Linked DNA regions of Homo sapiens: region 1 is linked to region 2. Evidence: chromatin loops called from intact Hi-C (ENCODE). Cell type or tissue: dorsolateral prefrontal cortex. All regions are shown on one strand. Links, peaks and the distances in the headings refer to the core of each region. The heading gives the core; the rest is flanking DNA.

Evidence for each region. Hi-C counts contacts between places; a loop is a spot of excess contacts. Peaks named below come from ENCODE experiments on the same cell type or tissue, not always from the same donor. Only the 100,000 strongest peaks of a DNase experiment are listed, where the experiment ranks them.
Region 1: it touches region 2 in a loop (4-fold over the local background); 3 of 110 quality-filtered maps call a loop at or near these places.

Annotation. Positions count from the first base shown.
Region 1 is chr2:6,068,973-6,078,890 of GRCh38, forward strand. No RefSeq gene overlaps it. Among named protein-coding and RNA genes, the nearest start is that of MIR7158, 99 kb to the left of the region's middle. In dorsolateral prefrontal cortex, for the core only: a CTCF peak has its summit at 4,623; no DNase peak of the experiment used is centred there; H3K4me3 peaks cover 1,052 bases; H3K27ac peaks cover 798 bases.
Region 2 is chr2:5,977,010-5,986,927 of GRCh38, forward strand. It overlaps SILC1 (sciatic injury induced lincRNA upregulator of SOX11), which reads left to right. Exons shown (of 2, transcript NR_026832.1): 2 at 1-3,209. It overlaps LOC400940 (a long non-coding RNA gene), which reads left to right and starts at 4,969. Exons shown (of 3, transcript NR_026833.1): 1 at 4,969-5,063; 2 at 5,289-5,848; 3 at 8,416-9,918. RefSeq lists an enhancer at 3,730-4,476. In dorsolateral prefrontal cortex, for the core only: no CTCF peak of the experiment used is centred there; DNase peaks (open chromatin) are centred at 3,588, 4,427 and 4,812; H3K4me3 peaks cover 3,493 bases; H3K27ac peaks cover 3,279 bases; H3K27me3 peaks cover 1,664 bases.

The sequences.
Region 1 (9,918 bases), core at 1,380-9,379, 92 kb after region 2:
AAGAGCGAGACTCCATCTCAAAAATAAATAAATAAATAAGTAAATAATAACAATAAAGCTATTCATAACGAATATTTTTAATTCTATCTTCAACTTAGGTTTCCATTTCCAACAAAAATGGCAATGCAAACTCCACTTGTGTTATAAGCGTCAATAATTACTGTTTTCAAGGAGAGCTGTGTCGCTGGAGATGTGGGTGTAGCATGGGTAGAGATGCCCTGTGGCTAGATCTCCCACGCTTGTGTGTTGCCATATTCTTTACTATGAAGCATCTGGATGATGCTATTCTTCCTCAGTGACTCCTGTGGCTTCTAAATCCTGCTTCATGTCTATACTTAAGGTTCGGCCTCTGAATAAGCGCAGAGGGCTGACCCTAGTGCTGTAAAAGGACCATCTAAATAAAAAATGAAGATAATAGGGCTTCAGAAATTGGTAAGGGCCAGAGGGAGAGGGTGAGGCAGCCCAGCTTTTGAAATGAGGAAAGGCGACTCACTCCTTTGCTGCACCTGCTGCCTGAGAAGTGCTGTGTTACTGAAGAGGCCTGCGGTCCCATCTGCATATCAAATAGCTGATTTGTAGATGAGGTCATTCATTTTGCCTTCTGTATGTTTGCTGTGCTGGGGAGGGGCTGTTGCCTAGCAGTAGGCCGCGGGGTCCCTGCAGGCTCCCTAAGTCAGCAGCCCCCTCACCCACACTGAATTCAAAACCAGGACTGACTCTCGTGAATAACTGTCTGAAATATCTAATGCATTGGTAAGTTCAAAGCATGGGTCATATATGACCAGTGAGGTTTCTCTTTAATGACTTCTTTAATCAGCTCATCAGCTTAGGCATTGGATAAGGAAAGGAGTAATCCAGTTAACATTTCTCAGCTCCTTCTTGCTATGGATTGGTAATATTTGAGTGCATAGACATAGCAGGAGCTTTGGTCATGCTTAGGAATAGCTTATTGTTTTATAACATGATGAAGTAAATAAAATAGTGATCTTTGTTGAAATACGTAAATATGTTAGAATCAGATTTGGATAATTGATTCCATTTTTCAAGGAGGTTTTGTTATTCCAGAATTCTGCTAACCTCCTGGCTCTTCCTGTCTCTCTGTGTGTATACGTGTGGTGTTGACAAGTGGTACACGCATACACACACATGGACACACACAGACATTTTAACCACAGTCTCTTTCTGCTAGAAACCTGTAAAGGAATAAAATGACAAATAATAGTTGCAGATGCCTTTATAATTCACTCTTTATAATTCAGTCTCTGTTCTCAAAAGACAGCAGGCTGTCATTTTACCTAGTCTCATTCTTTAAACCCTATTTTTTTCTATTTCTTTGAATAGTGAGAAGATTTCTATGAAAGAATGCTTTCCTAAAAATTAGGACTTAATACCCAGGAATAAAATTTGGTTCAGGTGCATTTAAGATGAAGCCCATACATAAGAAGTATGCTTCTTATTTACACTCTTTCTTGGGGCAAACATCTTCCTTTGTTATATTTCTCTGCTTCATTATAGCTTTTCAAACTCCAACTGCTGTTTCTGTGTTTCTGGCTGTAGAAATAGCTTTTCAGATTTGGAACATCCTATCAAGGTTAAGGAAAAGTTGCCAACACAGTTGTGAATAATCATAATAATCCCAGGATGGCAAGAAGAAAAAAAAAAAAGGCTATAGGGTTTATGGTTCAAGCAGGCAAAATATTAAAAATGTTCTTTTTTTTTCTCATAGGATACCACTCCATGAATTATCTTAGGGACCTTCCTTGGGTAACAAAAATCTACAAGATACAGAACACTAACATTTACAAAATTAGAAAATTATCCTAATTAAGCGTGGTAAGTAAGGGATGCTTCTTGGATTGCTGGAGATAAATTTAAGGGTAGTCAGAAGTAAAACCAAATAAATACTACTTTTTCTGCTTTTTAAGATTGACAATTCTATCAAATACCATTAGGAAATAATTTTTAATATCTTGCAAGATTGAGATAAAAATATGGAAATAGTGATAATATTTGATTAATAGTTTAGAGTTTATAACCCCTTTCAAATGCTTTATTTCACTTGAGTCTCCATGAAGAAACTGAGGTCCAATGAAGCTGTGACTTACTCGAGGTCAATTAGTAAACATGAAGCTGGAAAAGAATTTTGGGTCTTCCCACTCTTGGATCAATGCCGTATGGGGCCATCACCTTTCCTCACCAACTACCCTTGAACACATATTTATTGGAGAACTATAGATGGAACACGTAAAGAAATACTGTTTTAGGACAAGGATACATACAAATCCAAGGCAGTATGAATAGTTAGAAAGCAATACGTAGCTTTTCAAAGTGACATTTTTAAAATAACAATATACTGAAAAAAAAAATTAAACCCTGCATTTCTTGAACCCAGTTCTGGAAGTATAGTCAGTGACCATATATATCTTGGAAGCCTGGAGACTTCCATTTCTCCACTGAAACTGGGTGGGAAAGGAGAGAGCAGTCCTATGCTGGCCACCGTGAGATGCATTGTTGTATATGCAAAATCAAACCATAAGAGCCTAGTATGACAAGGTACCCAGAAAGCATTAGGAGGACTCGAATTTGCATCAAGATACAGTCCGAGCTTTGACCCTTCTTACCAACCAAAAGCCCTTTGAAACAGAGGCTCTTGGCCACAGGTTAATGAGATGTAGGCAGACCTGTCGACTTTAAGATGATGCTGGGAGAATCCATTCAATTCCTACAGCAGTGAAAAGGTTAACTTCAGTCATCTCCTAGGGAACACCAGTGACAGTTCCCATAAGCATCCTGGGGACATTACCAAGCTGCCGCTTGCTAAAGTAAATTGTGATGGCTGCTTATAGTTCTTTTTTTTTTTTCTTTTAAGGTAATTTTTTGTTACTTTATTCAAACTTCATGCCAACTAGCATGTTACAAATGCAGGAATATTCTCCATACTAGAGAGAATTTGCAATTTTTAAGAAAGTATTTGTAACAATGCTCTAACAGTGTGTATATTTACAATGGGTAGATTTCAATATTTTAATGTGAAAATAACCACAAGGAAAACAACCTAAGGTGTGCCTGCCTTGAGAAAACAATTTATAAATCTGTTCCCGCTTCCTTCTTTCACTAATGAGAAAAGGTTAATTTTTGCAAATTACTCATAACTTGATTTTAAGGTATTGGATATTTTGTGATATATTTGCCAGTTTTTTTTTTTCTTAAGCTGAAATCTTGATTTTTAAAATAAACCAAAGCAGAATTGTAAATACATCCCATTCACAGGCACACACAAAAAAATATTCATTCAAAGTTCCTCCGGCTTTCTCTGTCTCTTTCAAAAATCCTTTCCTGTGTGTTGTGGTGTTGACAAGTGGTAATAAGAAAACAAGTACATCTGAGCTTAATGAGCAATTCATCTGCACGCAGAGATTTAGGGAGGGTACAAATAAATCCACCGCAAAGCTGTTCAGGTTGGAGGGGGAGAAATCTTATTTATCACTCTGCATAAAAAAGACCCAATCTCCTTGTCCATAAACTCACAGCAACTGGCATGACAGCTGTTTTGGATTCTTGTGCTCTGAGACCGACTTATTCCAGAATGCAGTTCTGTTCTGTGACCCACGACTTACCAGTCAACTAGCCTGATACAGAATTTGTTGGTTTCTTGACAATATGATTATTGTTTCCAATATACCTGAAAATGACTTAAATACAAAAACAAACAAACAAGATAATTACTTCACTGATAAAGTGCAGGCTAGTGTAGGTGTGGATATAAAATTCAGTGAATATGGCATCATAGATGATACCCCAATTTCATAACCATGGAAGCAATGCTGTTCCGTGGAAGTGACAGAGGTGAGTCCTTCGAGAGGCTTTCTGGAAAAATGGCCAGTGCTCAGGGTTTGCACCAGGAAGCCCAGGAGGCTGTTATCCTACAAAAGAGCTTTGTTAAGCCAAACCTTTAATTCCAAGAGCAGGGCCTGATTTACACCCCGCAGCAGGCTGGATGCTTTGCATCTGCTATTTTTACACCATTTCTGAGGTATCCTTTTGTTACTGCAGATACCAGTGGAAAATCAAAGGCTTGCTTTTTCTCCACCCCCTAGTAACCTCCTGGTATTTTGTCATCTTCACTCTTGCTTGAGATTAGAAAAATCAACAATGTGATTCCCAAATCTAATGAATAGACAATTCCAAGGAAAATACGTATTATTTTTTGCACCAAGTATATATTCTAGTAGTAAATTCTGTGATGGACCCTACCTCAATGGTGCATAACCCTGTGCTTTTCTTAATAGGATTTATGCTTGTCGGCTTTCTATATGCCCTGCCATGGGAGATAAAGCGGGAGGCTGAGTTCCCGTGGTAACCAGAGCCACTCCACTCCCAACTGTTGGCAAATTTCTCGTAAGCATAAAATAGGCAATGTGAAGGGAGAATATGTCAGCTTATACATAAACATGACAGACTCATATCTGGAAGAAAAAGGTATTCAGCATCAGATTGAATTCAGATTTTCTGATTGTTTCACCAGATACTTCTGTTAAATCCTCCAAGTGAAACATCTGCAACTGGAAAACAAGAGAATCTTAATTCTTTCCAGATTTAAACCCATTTCCAGGCAAATGTCACCCAGACTCCATCAAGGACTCAGGAAGCAGAGTTCTTTAGGCATCTGTTCAAACTGAAAAGGTTATTTCACTGTCTCCACGATGACTCTTGAGCTGCAGGCAGAGCTAGGGGCTGTGCCCTGAATGAAGGGAGTTGCTAGGAGATAAGTCCACCATTTCAGACAGCATTGGTTGGAGTTATCTCTAATTGACAGCTCCTTACCCTAAGGGTCTAATTCTAACCTTGAGACCAAGACTATAATGAGAGGGCAGCTTTCTGTCACCCCTGTTTCTGGCTAAGGCAAGGAGATTACTGGCGGCCTGTTTTTCTGGGGTTTTGTTATGCTTCTTTAGGAGGGAGGCGCTGCCAGAGACACAGCGGCCGCTGTCTGCGGCTCCAGTTTGCGTCACTGAGCCCTTGTCTGATTCATGCCACCTGAATAAACTTTCTCTTTCAGTTAAGATGGTCTCACTTTGAAATCATAAGGGTATGCAAGGAGGAGAAGCCTCCACTGAACTTTGCAATGATTTGGAATTTGAGCAAGGAAGGTGGATTTCTTAAAAAAAAAAAAAAAAAGGGGGGTGTGGGGGAGGGAGTCAGAGGTAGGGGAGGAGAGAAAGGGAAGAAAGAAAGGGAACACTATAGCTCCATGTTCAAATGCCAACTCCTTCCCCCCACAGTCATTAAGAGCTTTCACTAAGGTCTGTGCTGCTTATAAGATATTATTTAGGACTTGAAGTCGACAATAAAGCAACAAGCGACAGAAAGAAGAGATTAGCAGGCCTGGACAAGGAGGTATTTTCATGTGACTGATCCTGCAAGTGTGTTGACTTATTTTTCTGCACAAGGCAACATAGATCAGGGCAATTTATACAAAGGCTGAAGCTAACACCTCGAATGGGCTGATGGTTCCTTTGCATTTTGTGAGGCATCTGCGGAGGACACAGGCGAGAGGAAAGCAGCTTCATGTGTGTAGGCTGATGGGGCCCACGAGGGCTGGGAAATCGCATTCCAGTTTGAGGGTTTAGCTGTGTCTCTCGCTGGACCTCGCTCACACCCTAAACATCAGTGGCCAATTAAAAAAATAATACCAAATTTGCATTTTGAATCTGGATGCTGTAAGTTCAGTGATAGCAAATCGTGACCCAGTCATTTCCTCCAACAGGAAAATTGTTATTTTAGAATGTTTTTCTGCTTCACAAACATATTTTAAATAAAGCATATACAATTTTATAAGAAATTGTAATGATTGAAATAATTGTCATAATTTCCACAAGAGAAGGATTGCTGAGGGTTCATTTTAGTCTTGAGTGGGGTCTAGAATACTTTAAATAGGCAACCACCTGCAAAGCCAAAATGCAAGGGACCAGAGATTCTATTTGTCCTCTGTGAATATGAACAGAGGAGACACCAAAATCATGTATCTTCAACTCAAAAGAGGGAGAGGGGGTGGATGCACAAGACCAAAACTAAAACATATTCTTAGGCAAAATATTATGCTATTCCAAATGTTTTTATTACAATTTCTACAAAACAGGGCTCTTTCTAAAGGGAGATATTATTTTTAAATGCAATATTTGAGGGAGTAAAACACACGCACATCTCTACACAGTTTTAATTACATTTTTAGCCAACTTATAAATGTGCTTCTAAAAGAAAAGAGGGCATAGCCAAGAAAATAAATTTAAAACGTTTAAGTATTACTTGTTGATTAAATGGTAAGACTGTCTCCTTGACTATCTTCTTTTTAAAAAAAAAATTGGTCTTTATCTGGATATGATTTTAATTTACAAAAGAGTTACAAAAAAAGTACAAAAATCTCATACTGCTTACTCAGATTTGCCAATTATTTACATTTTGACCATCTGATTTCTCAACTTTTTTCTGCGTGTGTATAATGATAGTTTTTCTTTTTTCTTTGAACCATTTGTCATGAGTTGAAAACAAAATGTCTCTTTACCACTAAATACTTCACTGTGTTTTTCCTAAGAATGAGAATGTTCTCTTACATAATCCCTGGACAATTATTCAAATCAGCAAATTTAACATTAATGCAAAACTACTATCTAATTTACAATCTATAATCAAATTTTGTCAATTGTCCCAATAAAGTCCTGTATTGTAATGTTTTCACAGTCCTAGATAAATTCCAGGATCACATATTGCATTTAGTTATTTAGAGGAAATTTATAATGACTTCAATAAGAAAGATTTTTAAAGTTTATGCTTCAGTGCTGCAAGACAGTATCAGTATTTGATTATTTTTAATACTAAAAGTCTGGAGAAAGGAGCACCTCCTGAAGAGTCAAGACACTGGTTCTGTGATGTTCTGGTGTGCATGAGATAAATCTTGTCCTCCTCTAAAGAAAACTGGGATCCTTATTTTCTCATATCACCTAAAGCAAAAACCGATCATGGCAATTTTAAATAAATCTTTTGTAAAAAAAAATCTTGATCTTTTAAAAAATAAGAAATATCACTCATTATAAAACATCTGTAGAAGTCACTGTGTATATCTCTGAAAAGATTCTTACAGGTGGGTTTCTTGCAGTGTTAGGAATTCTTCCAACACTGGTAAAAGAGGGGGAAATGAGACAGAAAGAAAGATGATGAGTTAGAGAGAGAGCAAAGACACTGTAAGGGGATTCAACAATCAACTCAGGGCACAAGGAAATAAAACTATGTAAAGAACAATGAGGAAAAATTAATTTTAAAAGTCTGTGGTATCATCTTTATTATGACTATCACTTGTTTTTAAAGACTCCTCTTGCAATTATAAATACTTTCTTGTTCCTCCAGTCATATGGGCTTGTTTGGGGCTGCCACAGTCAGGACGGGGAGAGCCAGCCACCCTCTTCCACGTGGTCCTGGCTCTGTGTACACACGGGTCCATATGATGCCTAAGCTTTGAGAGTGTACACTCTTCCCATAGAGCTGTACAAAAAAAGCTCAACTTATTGTTGAAATTTCTCACCTTCTTCTAATTCCACATGAATAAATCCAGTCTAAAAGGTCATCATAAATGGATATAAAATCTCTAAAATTACTCGCCCTGTTTCTCACGGGCATATGATGGGACATTCTGCGTTTCTTGCGTTGTGAAGCTGGACATGTCTGCACACACCCAGCTTCAGTCTCATAACTGCAGAGTGAGCATTCCCCTCTGTGCTGGTCACAGCAGCCAATTGATAGCACCTTTCGCTCTGAGCATGTGTTTGCCAGCTCACAGAATTTTCTATGCAATTAAAAACAACAACCATTCTTTTCTCATGGACAATCATTTATTTACAAGCCAGTGAAGTTCATTTTTCATTTAAATAAAAGTGAAATTTTCCTTCACTTTAAGGTTTGTTTTTGTTTTTTAATTTACTTTGTGTTCCTGTTTCAAAGTAAACAACTGACTCTTGTTCAGCCTCTCACGTGAAGTAGGTTATATGTGTGCGGGTTTCTACTCAGAAGTCAGCCTCTTGTAGAAAAGAAGTCCCTTAGGATCTCAGGAGGCCAGGTCTGAAATTGTCTGTGAGCAGCTGCTGAGTAGATGAGGGCGTGTGTGGAGTCACTGGAACAGTAGTTTGTTTGTTTGTCTGTTTGTTTGTTTGTTTGTTTTTGTGATGGAGTCTCCCTCTGTTGCCCAGGCTGGAGTGCAGTGGCAGGACCTCAGCTCACTGCAACCTCCACCTCCAGGGTTCAAGCGATTCTTCTGCCTCAGCCTCCCGAGTAGCAGGGATCACAGGCATGCACCACCACACCCAGCTAGTTTTTGTATTTTTAGTAGAGACGGGGTTTTACTATGTTGGCCAGGCTGGTCTCGAACTCCTGACCTCAGGTGATCTGCCCACCTCGGCCTCCCAAAGTGCTGAGATTACAGGCATGAGCCACCTCGCCCTGCCAGAACACTGCTTTAGAAGTAGTTCCTGACCCCTCAAGCTTCCTGCAGACAGGGTTGATGGGATTAGGAGTACTGGTGTTCAGTTTACTTCAGCTATAATAAACTGGCAACAGATAACATACTTTTTAATTATCAAGAGATGTTTGGAGGCTGGACTGAGTCCCCACATGGGAGAGAGAGCTCTTGGAAATCACATTCTGAAACATTCTAACAGATAATTGTTACACACTAATCTCATTTTCTTAAGAAGGTAAACAGATATATGGAAATGCATGCCCTTCACATTCACCTTAGTTATCTGGAACTTGGCTCTAGTCCCTGTTTCTACACCCAGGCATAACAGGCAGTTATATTCTAACATTCTAACAGAGATTAAGCAGTCCCTAGTAAGAGCAGTTCCTTTCTCCCCGTCTTATAGAAGAAGAGAAAGGGTCCTCAGCTTGTAAGAAGAGACAACCGAAATTAGACTCCAGTGATACAGGCATGAGCAGGAAAAACAACTCAAGTATGCACCTAAATGGGAGGAGCTCCTAAACAAAGAACTGTTATATGAAAAAGACCTGCAGAGCACGTGTGTAATCTCTAGTAGGCTAGTTGCTTTGGTTAATAGCAAACCTGGCACACACTAGGGTCAACTGTATCTTACCTTCTAAATGTATTTATTTATCACCCAAGACATTCTCTTAATTATCCTTTGGACCTCCATCATGTTTCATGTAGCAAAGTATGTACAGCAACATACATGAACACCCATGCACAAGCCCTTCCCTCCCTTAGGTAACAGGGAGGATGGGTTTCAGCATAGTTACCTCTCAAACACTGGCAAAGAGGGTATGGGAACTCGGGATACCATAAGGTGCTAAGGAATGCAAACACTCCATGAATATCCATCGTTATTTGTCATCTATGCTGGGATTCTTTTTTACTTTTTATTGTGTGTGGTATTTTTTTTTAATCATTGATATAGCCAGGCTGATCTACTGTGGGGAAATGTATATTCCTGAGTTTAATCAGAGGCTGACTTCAGAGTATTCCTAGAGTATTTATTTTCTTTCTTTTAAAATATGTTTTTCCTCATTTTCAAAGGCACCTCATCTCACCTCCAAAGCTTCCCCATTAGTTTCGTTTTGAGGTAAAGGCGTGCTGTCCCCTGCTGAAAGGCAAACATGTTACTCAATCCATTAGCACCTTAGCTCAAAATAAATAGTGCTAAAAATGAGTGTTGCTCAGAGGCCGTTTTTGAAATATTGAGCCAAAAAGTGACTAATTTGGAATTTTCTCTTCAGTACCAGAATAGTGGAGCAGATATCATGAAGGTAGGGCTGGGTGGGGGAATGCCAGCTCACATCCCATCAGAAACCTGAGAGAGATGGTTGGCCTGACTATCCCGGAGAAAACACATAGACACTGGAGGAGACCCACGCTGA
Region 2 (9,918 bases), core at 881-8,880:
GATACAATATTGAGGTGAATCTTATAAGTGATGTAAGATAATTTGATGACAAGAATTGAGATTATATGCTGAGATCTTACTGTCTTAAACTTTGTTGATTTCTGAAAATAATAGAAATGCAATCCTAGCTAAAGGAAGAGAAGTAGTCTAGCTCACCAGTGGCCAGCAAACTCTGTAAAGAAGTATTGCCTTCATGCAGCAATCTCACCTAATATGAGACTCCAGATAGAAGATAGCTCCTGAGAAGTCAAAACACAAACCAATATCATGTAAATTACTCTCACGTGAAAAATAGACAAGAGATAACCAACCCAGTCCCAACCGTCTCACACCCCCACTGGCCTCCTGCACTCATGGATGCCACATTCTTCAACATTTGTACTTCTGTTAACAGAGTTAAAGTAGAGCAAACATAGGCTCTTTTACCAAGAGCGTATGGACTAAATACAGATGCAATGCTAATAACCACATGGGAAAAACAAGATCCTGAGACACTGTTATGTTTTTCTCCCTCTTTTGTGGCCAAGAGTGTGTGCTCTCTTGCCTTTGTAGATTTTGCTCACGTTTTTGGGTGATAGGACCAAAAGCAGTAGTGTCTAGGCCACTAGGAGACAAGGCAAACCATTATCTGTGAAAGCCTGGGTTTTCTGAGAGGAAGCATGCTGGACACTGCCAGTAGAGGGAGAAGTCATGGTGTGAAGTTTTCCATGATGAGAGATAAGGACAGCTAGGGCATGGGGATGCAGAGGATGTTCTTGTTGTTGATGGTGTTGTGGAGGTTGTACCCCAAGTCTCTGGGATAAGACAGCCCCATGCACATAGAGGTCATGAAAAATGTGAGGACCCTGGACACTGAGTGTCACGGCTTTGGGGACAGTGATGACATGTCCCTGTGTCCAAACAGCTCAGTCAGCTTATCTAAAAGGGATGGAGAGTACTTCTGTGGGAACAGTTGGAGCTGAAGAACAGAGAACATTTCCTTTGATGTTTGGACTCTACGGAATCTTTGGGAATTGTGTTCAAGTCCAGGAGGAATGGCTGAAAACATGATTGAGATAAATTTGCAGCCAGGAGGTTGAAGACAAATTAGGATCTGATTTTATTCAACTGGGAGTAACCATGGCCAAGCATAATTCTTCTGGTGGATTCTGAAGTTATTTGGAATTTGCCCATAAGATGAATTTTCCTGAAGAAGGAAGGATGTGGAGGCTGATACTGAGGCCCCATTTCCACATGTGAACTTCTAAGAAACCACAGCTTTCATCCAGAGTGGAGATGAATGGCACTGGGGTCCACGTTGCCAGAATGCCTGGGGACAAGGAATGAGGACTTGTCACCCAAGGCACGAGATCCATAGTGGCTACGGGAATGAAGCCACTGCCTTTGTGGAAATGACTAATTCACCCAAATCCAAGGTGTTTTCCACAACTGAGAGGCCTGGGCTGAGGATAGAGATTTGAGCCTTAACTGAGACATCCTACTGGGAAGTTGCATCAGTGGTCAGTATCTGAGGCCACAGAAAATGTCACATGATGGTGTGTCACAGGGCTCCACATTTAGGACATTTGTGTACTCAAAGAGAATCTTTGACGACCATGACTCAGAGAAATTTTTAATGACTTAAAACAGGTTTTGGATCATGTTGATGATGACAGATGGTGCAAGCCACCTACCTAAATCCCTCTGGGGAGGGGTGGTATTTCTGCATTGTTCTCAGAGCAGAAATGTGACATGGATGTGGAGGCTCTGGACAGTGAGATGTGAAGCTGGAGGCATGGCTTGGCCTCCCTAGAATGGGTGTGGCCAGGGCAAAGCTGGGACATCCTCAACCCAAAGGTTTGCATAACTGGATTTGAACTCCTTATAGATATTCCTAAACAGTGGTGATACGGAAGGGAGAGGAGGAGGAAAAAAGGATGGCTCTTCATCAAGAGCAAAAGCAAGAGATTCAGATAGGAGATTTCACTTGGCTTTTCTAGTCTTGGGTGGGGACCCATTATGGAAGTGAAGAGCTCTGGAATCTTCCAGAGAAACAAGCATGGGTATCCTTTAACAGGTCCCAGATAGCCAGTTACCGCAGAACAATGTCCTGTTACCAGAAGCTTATTGCAGACCTTGTAACCTGAATCATTGTGTTGGCCCAGGGCACACCCAGGAGGGTGGCTTGGGAAGGAGATTCCAGGCTGAGGTAAATACCGACATCTGATTTCCTGACATTGAGTAGGAAAGCATTTCAGAGACAAGCTCCAAGAGCTTTGGAAAGGGGAACATTCACCCACTTCCCACAATTTATAAGGGGGCTGGCAGTGGTTGTTTTGGGGAGGATAATAATGGGAAAAGAGAACGGGGTATGTTATGGCACACAGAACCAAAAATGAAGATTCCTAAGTAGTAATCTATTAGTGAGGGAATTCTTGGGCAATTTCAAAAAACTCAAAACGTGTTACAGAGAGGAGCCCCTTGGACTTTGTAGGAGACTCGTTTGTCTATCTGGCCCCAAGGCCCAGAAGTAGCTGACAAAGAGACCCAGTTGTCCCCTGGATGCCAAACTTGGGGAGAGAATGGTCCTGGGTGGCAGCCCCTCCCCATCCAGCCTCAGTCAGAGCTCTCCAGCAAGTCAGCCTGCAGGTAGCTATGGAGTTGCAGTGTAGTCCTGTTATTAATGGCTTTCTGCTTTGGCTGGATTTCAGACATAAAGAAGAGAAGAAGGAAAGGTCTGGGTGATCTGCCTCTTCTGATAACACTAAAGTTGCACACATCACCTCAGCTCATATTTGATGGGCTGGGACTTAGTCACTAAGCCACACCCATCTGCAAAAGTGCTGGAAAGCGTTGCACTCTCTGATGACCACATGCCCAGCTAAATATTGAGGTCATATATTCCTATATAATAAGACATAAGCAAAGTGCAGTCACTGAGAATCACTAGCAGTTTACACCACGAGTATCTTCACAGCCCAGAAAAGACACTGGGTTGAGTTAAAATGAAAACTGGAATAAATACAATGAGAAGATAGAAAGCCTGCTGAGAACACTGGGGTACTTGAGTGGAACTTTAAACAGTGTCTTTGCTAATGTGTATGGTAACTGTTCAGATTGTCTGTTTCTTTAAGCTAATTGTTTTCTGATTGTTGAAGCAATAATAACTCATATCTTGCTTGAGAAAAAATTAAAAAGTATGAAAAATCAAATATAATTATCACACTACCAAGAGGTATTACTGCTTCCGTGTTGATATGTATTCTTCTTGTATTTTCTACAGATACGCACCCACACAGACACTTTCATGTTTATAATAGAATTCGAATGTATATATTTATATCTTATAACTGGATTTCTTTCATTGAAATAATTTGATCAGGTATCTTTTCTCTTGGATGCGTCCTAACAGTTCTTTCTTTCTCTGATAGAGCCAGATCAAGGAAAGAGACAGGAAAGCAGATGATTTTACCTGCCTTCCCTAAGTGCACTCGGGAAGAGAAGGATCATCTCAAAAAGGGTTAAGGAATGAGATCATGGAAATCACTTACACACGCGGTCGCGGCTTGGACTTGGCTAGTGAGGCCGGCCTGCCCACTCTGCTTCCATTCACTCAGACACAGCTTGGGCTTTTCCTCCAAGTGCTGGTAGCAGTCATTTATGAGGGAGGAAAGGAGCAGAATAAACACACTTCTCAGCTCCCAGGCACTCTGTGTGTGTAGACAGAGGCTCGGGTGGATGAGAAACCTCAGCACACCCATGATCTTTGTCAAGGCTGGAGACTTGCAGTGCACACTCCAGGCCTGTGGAAATGGTTCCACCTGGGTCCCTCTATTGCTCCTCAGCTGCCACATTAGGGCACCTCGCCCAAGTCCACGTGTGGGATGTGCCTGCCTGTGGCCCACCTAACGTATGCAGTCTGTCTGGAGTGCCAGGCACAGGCTCCTCACGTGGGCTTCAGCTGGAATTGAAAACTGCATTTCTCAAGGTCAGCTTTTCCTTGCCCCACAGGCTAGCTTTAGTAACTAGCAATGTGTGTGCACGTGTGTGCGTGTGTCTATGTGCGCACACGTGTGTGTGTGTTAAGTGAGTGGGAGAAAGGAAGGGGAGGGGAGACCCAGCTATATAAGCACGTTATTTATTCCCAAGTCTGTCCTAGTTAGGAAAATATTCCCTAGGATCTCAGTATGAATTAACATTCTTTAAACACACACACACACACACACACACACACACACACACACACACACACACGCCTCGTGCTCTCCTTCTCCTCCTCCTGACATGATGGACGGCAGGCGCAGCCCAGGGGCCCGCAGGTCACGCTGTGTCCACGAATCCCTCTGGGGGCTCTTCTTTCCCTGGGTCCTCCATGAAGGTCTGAAACAGCCCGGACCCTGCTCCCCATTTCTTCCCAGCTCAACCTGCACCTCCCCCGGCTTCAGGCGCTGAAGGAGGCAGGGTTCTTCTTTGTTAAGGATCCAGAGGGCAGGCACCGAGGGTGCTGGAAGGGCTGAAGGGGGTGGAGGGAGAAGCCACCCTGCCACACAGGCTCCCGTCGGCCCCAGCAAGAGCCTCCCCAGCTGCCGGCAGCATCCTGTGATCCCCGGAGAGATTTTTCATGAGGGCTGTATATTTGGAGAGAGAGAGGAAAAGGCAGCTAGCCCAGGGAGGAAGCAACCCCACACGAATAGCGGCTGCATCATAAATATTTCTAGATAGCAAATAGCCCATTAAAAGCCCACATTGTAATGCCTTGGAGGGGGGCTGCCTTTCCCTGCAATACCCCGGGACCGTCGGTAAAGCAGGCTTTGTCATCGTCTGCGTTTTCGCCGCGGCGCTGTCCTGTCTCAGCTCCTCCTGACTCAGCTGAAGGGGGCTGGTGAATAATGCATCACCTAGGGAGAGGCGCTGGGGCTGCGGGGCACAGCTGAGCGTGTGCAGAGGGAGCCCCTCAGGCTTTCTCTCTGTCTGCCTCCATCTTACCGTATCCAGAGACCACACTAAAATGGTGGCTGACGTGGAGACAGAGGAAGCTCCTTTCTAGTTATGGCCACAAGGCAGGATGCTGAGGTGTTGTCTAGGTAAGAAGCAAATCTTAACCTTGGGTCTCCTTTCTGCACATGCAATCCTGTATGGTGATGTCTCTGACGTTCAGGGAGCTAAGTCACAATGCTTTTATGTTTTCAGTGTATTTTATTTATTATTTTATTTTACCTGCACAGCTTCACCCCTAAAGAGTGTCAGGAAATAACCCTTTCTGTCTGCTTTTCTTTTTATAAAAGAATCACATTGCCTTTGCCTCGTAGGCTCAGTTGGATCTCCAAGTGGCGGTACCGTTCTCTCCACTTCAAAAATACACAGAAACATGTGGAAATGTTCTGTCATCCAGAATGAAAAGCATGTGCACCAAATTTTCACAGACCTGATTCGAATGTAGATAAAAGTGCAAAATCCAGAGGAGGGAACACGCTATAGAAATCCTGTCTTCTATACTATAATTTAATCATCGTGTGCCACAGAATGTCTTTGCATAAATTACAACCACAATAATAGCATCACTTTCACAAAAGGTGGCCTCTAATCGATTTGACTCTCCAAGAGATGGCTGGGTTTTTCAAAGCAGAGAAATGATGACCTGCAGTCTTAAAGAGCTGTTGATTGCACCTGGGGCTCCCGTGGCCGGCGCCCATCGAGCAGCCCATCCTGGCTGTTCCCTTGTTCAGCTGATTTTCTTTTTTATCTTGACATTTGCTAACCGCTTGGTTTTTATTTTCCGGGAAGAGAGGATTATTGGCAACTGGCACCACCCCCATGTCTGGAGGAGGGACGTTTCTAGGATGACCCCCAGAGTGGAGAAATAGCCGAGGTAACCTTTTTGCTATAAATTTCTTCCCCTGCCTCCGTCTTCTGTTCCTTTCCTTCCCCCCATCCCTTGAACAAACATGATTTTTAAATTCCCCTCATCATTTTTAGTGCTTTGGAGTCTTCTCAGATGTGGACGAAAACAGTTCGTGAGCTGCGCTGAGCAGTTCCGGAGCCCTGGCTCCCTTTCCCCGGGGCCTAAGCCCCCAAGAAGAGAGTCTTTTTCAGGACCATGGGAGCAGGTTTTAAAAGGCTTTCTATTGAAGCGAGGCCGTCAGCCAGCCGTGCGTGTCCGCATTGTGGTGGTCCCAGAGCCTTATGGACAATCCTTTGAAAGAATAGGGTTGGGAAGATTCTCAGGACAGAAGCGGCTAATTTCCATCCTTGGAGCTTTATCTCACAAAGGATATTTGATAGAAAGAAAAAATGGAGTCTGTGGAAGCTTTGCTCCTATTTCCAAATGGGTTGACTCTGGATGCAAAGGAATATTTTCACATTTTTCCCAATAGAGGAAAGCTTTTAGTGCCAAAATCCTCAAAGGAGAATGAACATCACACATTACACATGTATGTATAAGGGTAGAATAATATGGTACAAAATCCAGTGAGTACAAGCACACAATGGGCATTCAGTACAGGTTAAATGAATATGCAAGAAAAATTCAAAGTTGTTGTTGCTGTTTATAAGGGTGGTGATTATTAATAGATGCAAATGTATACTCCCTTTTGTAATCACAGCAAGGTAAAAGTCTTATCTCTGATCATTACCATGAGGACACTTAAATATTTAGCCCTGGGGACAAAATGGTTTGTAGGCAGGACGTCCTGTGTGTTTATGCACACATAAAATGCCGCCCTGGCCCCAGGACTGCAAGGCCTCTGACTGCATCATTTACATTCAGGGGTGGTCCTGATCAACATGGCCCCATAGAATAATAGAGGGAATTTCAGATAGTACAGCGTTAGATAATAAGCGCTTTCCACTGACTCTGTTTACATGTGGAAATTAGAAGCGCTGAGTGAAAAAGAGTAGTGAAAATAAAGACAGGAAGTATATACACAACAAACAATTTTTCCTCTCTGCAAATCGGATTATTCCCTTGCGCACCCCCTGCAACCCCCATCTATGATGTCAAACTCAATGGACTGTTGAACTAATAGCCTGGGAGTCACCAGCGTGAGAGTGTGTATGTCCACGCTGTGCAACTTGAATTAGGCTGGCCACCACGGCTGTGTACAGCTACCCCAGGAAGAGCCCCTCCCCTCCTCAGCATTTCAGTGGAAAACGTGCTGACTGGGACCCAGCTACAGGAATCACATTTGGGCAGAGAGAATGGCTTATCCTTTTCATGAGGGGTCTTGACTCAAGAACACTTGCCAATTCTGCTTGACCGTTTCCCATTCTTTACGGTTTTTCCTATCACTCCTTAGACTAAGAAAGAAAAATCTGTAGGAATGATTCGGTGGGATTTCTCTTTTGTTCCTAAATAAACCTTATCCCTGGATGAGCTCGTTCACACTAGGGAAGTTACTACCACTGGCTTTGAAGCCAGGCAGATCTGGGTGTTCCTTCCCATGTCTTTATTTGCTTTGTGGGGGATCTTTTCCCAGCCTTTCTGCTTTCATCCTTCTTAGTGAGAGCTTCTTCAGCTGCAGAACAGGGGCAATAATGCCTACCTTGCTGGGTTGCAGCAGAGAATGCTGCTTATGCAGGAAAATAAAAAAACACATAGCACACAATGGGAGCTTAATACATAAGAATTATAAACAGTCTTTTGTGTATATATCAATGTATTTCATGTCCTTAATGTTTATTTAAAGCAAGTACATTCTTTTGAATTAAGCATAAAAAGGTCATAAAATGCCAGAGATGTGCTTATTTGAAATGTTTGCAATGCTTTGCAATTGTTTTAAAATAAGGAGATGATATAACAGGGTGTTACCTCCGCCACTAATTAGTTACGTAATCTTAGATTATGTCACTTCCCTGGGTCTCAGTTGTAAACAGTTGCTTAATAAATAATGTTTGTTTTGCTTTCATCAATAATCCAGAATTAGGCAGTGAAATATGGAAGCTACATTGGTAGGAGCTTCTGTGATGGTCAGGTCCTGGAGGAAAGTGTGAGTTGGAACCTCCACCTTCCTCCCTACCAACGCCCTCCAGAAACACTGCTCACTGGATGCAGGGGCGCTTCTCCTGTTTCTAGTTCACTTGGTCTAGAGGCCAGCCAGGTAGGAGTCATCCTGTTCTTGGAGGCAATGTGGCCCAGACCCAGGCTCTAGCAGCAGGTCTGACTGCAGCACTTTCTCCCTCGGGGTGGCTCCCAGTCCCAGTGTGGTGGGCCCACCCTTCCTTACCACCAGGCGCCTCTCCTGGAAGCTGCGAAAACCTTCCCCCCTTTCAGGCACTGGGAATCAGCATTCTTTGGCGTATGCCTGGATTTGCCCCAGAATTATCCTGCAAAGTCTCTCCCCTCCTGACCTCAAATGTTCCTGTCCCTACAACCAGACGGTAGACCCCAGGGCCTCCGGGGCTCCTTCCAGTGCCTCCTTGTCATCTTTTGAATCACAGCTCATGAGGCAACCCACACAGGCAGGCTGGAGAGGAGTGGCAAGAAGCTCACCTTCGGACAGTAGTGAGCAGAGCAACAGAGGCCCCCAGAGACTTCGCACAACGGAAAAGAGATCAACTCCCGCATTTGCAGGGGACGTGAAAGTGCAATACTGTGAGGAACAAAAGGAAGCCTCATCTCTGGAAGCCGGGAGGAAAAACAGTCGGTGTAGACAGCAGCGGCAGGGACCAGAGCTGACCAGAAGGCTGGGTCCCAGCAACAATTAGAGACAGGCAGCAGCTGAGGCCCCTTCTCTGAGAACCATTTCAATTGCACAGTGGCCACAGAAGGCTCCATTGGCCCGGCAGCCAGCTCTGCAGAGCCATTTGTCCACAAGGAAAATAATAGCCCCGGCCTCATTGCTTTGGGCTGCAGGGAGGACAATGACCCACCATGAAAAGAGTTAAAAAGATTCTGGGGAAGGGGAAAGGCAGGCCCACACGGTGGCAATTCAAGATCTTTTGGATGCCGTGAGCGTGTTCTTTAATTAAGCCCCTCTTCTTCAGCTCATCCTGCAGAAACGCACCTGCTTCCCATCTGCCATCCAAAACGGCAAGCACAAGAATGACTTCACACTGTCACTTTCAGAGTTCCGCTGTGGCCCACAGTGATTTTTCAAGAAAGGCAGCCACAGACTCGCTCGCGCTTTCTCTTTCTCCTTTCCTCTGAAAGACTCTATAAAAACCACATTAAAAAGTGTGTGAGCCAAGCAATTTCATTTATCAAAGGAAGAAGGTCATCCATAGCATTCATTCTAAGAATATCAGGCACACGGCCAGCCCTGGACACAAGGCATGAAGACCAGAGGGCCCTTTATTGACCTAATCTCTATTTTGTCGCCAAACTGCATCTGTGTCTGAAAGCTGGGACACACAATATTTCCCTCTACCAAAATAATTTTATTTTCTGCAGCAGCATGTAACAAACAATTAATGGTGGTAACATGGGCTTCTGTCATTTTCTGAACAACCCAGTTCTGTTTGGTGTTACTGCAGTGGTTGTTATTTTGGGTGGTTCTGTGCTTATTCCATTCTGCCAATTGGTCCCATTCGCATGGGCGTGAGCCCGTGCCGTCATCTACCACCTTGGAATCCATGTTATTGCCAGAACTGTGTGGGGCCTTGCTTGAGGGCCTGTCCCCTGTCCTCTTCACAGATGTTTCTGTGCCTTCAGGGAGAGGACTGATTGTGCTGTCTCCCTCTCCCACCCGTGTCTGCTGTCTCCAAAACTAAGGGAGGCTGCGGTGAAACCAGCCTGGCCCAGGTTCCTCTGGTGCCTGCCGTGGCTCAAATTATCCAAACTACAGTGGCTGATTCCCAGCGACCCATCCCTTAGTGCCCTTGTGCCCCGTTGAAGAAGTGGCCCATGTTATGAATAGGGAAGCTAAGGTCATTAAGAATTTGTGCAGGCGTACAAAGAAAGTGCAAGTCAGAGATCCTTGTCTCAGCTACTTTGCTTGAAAA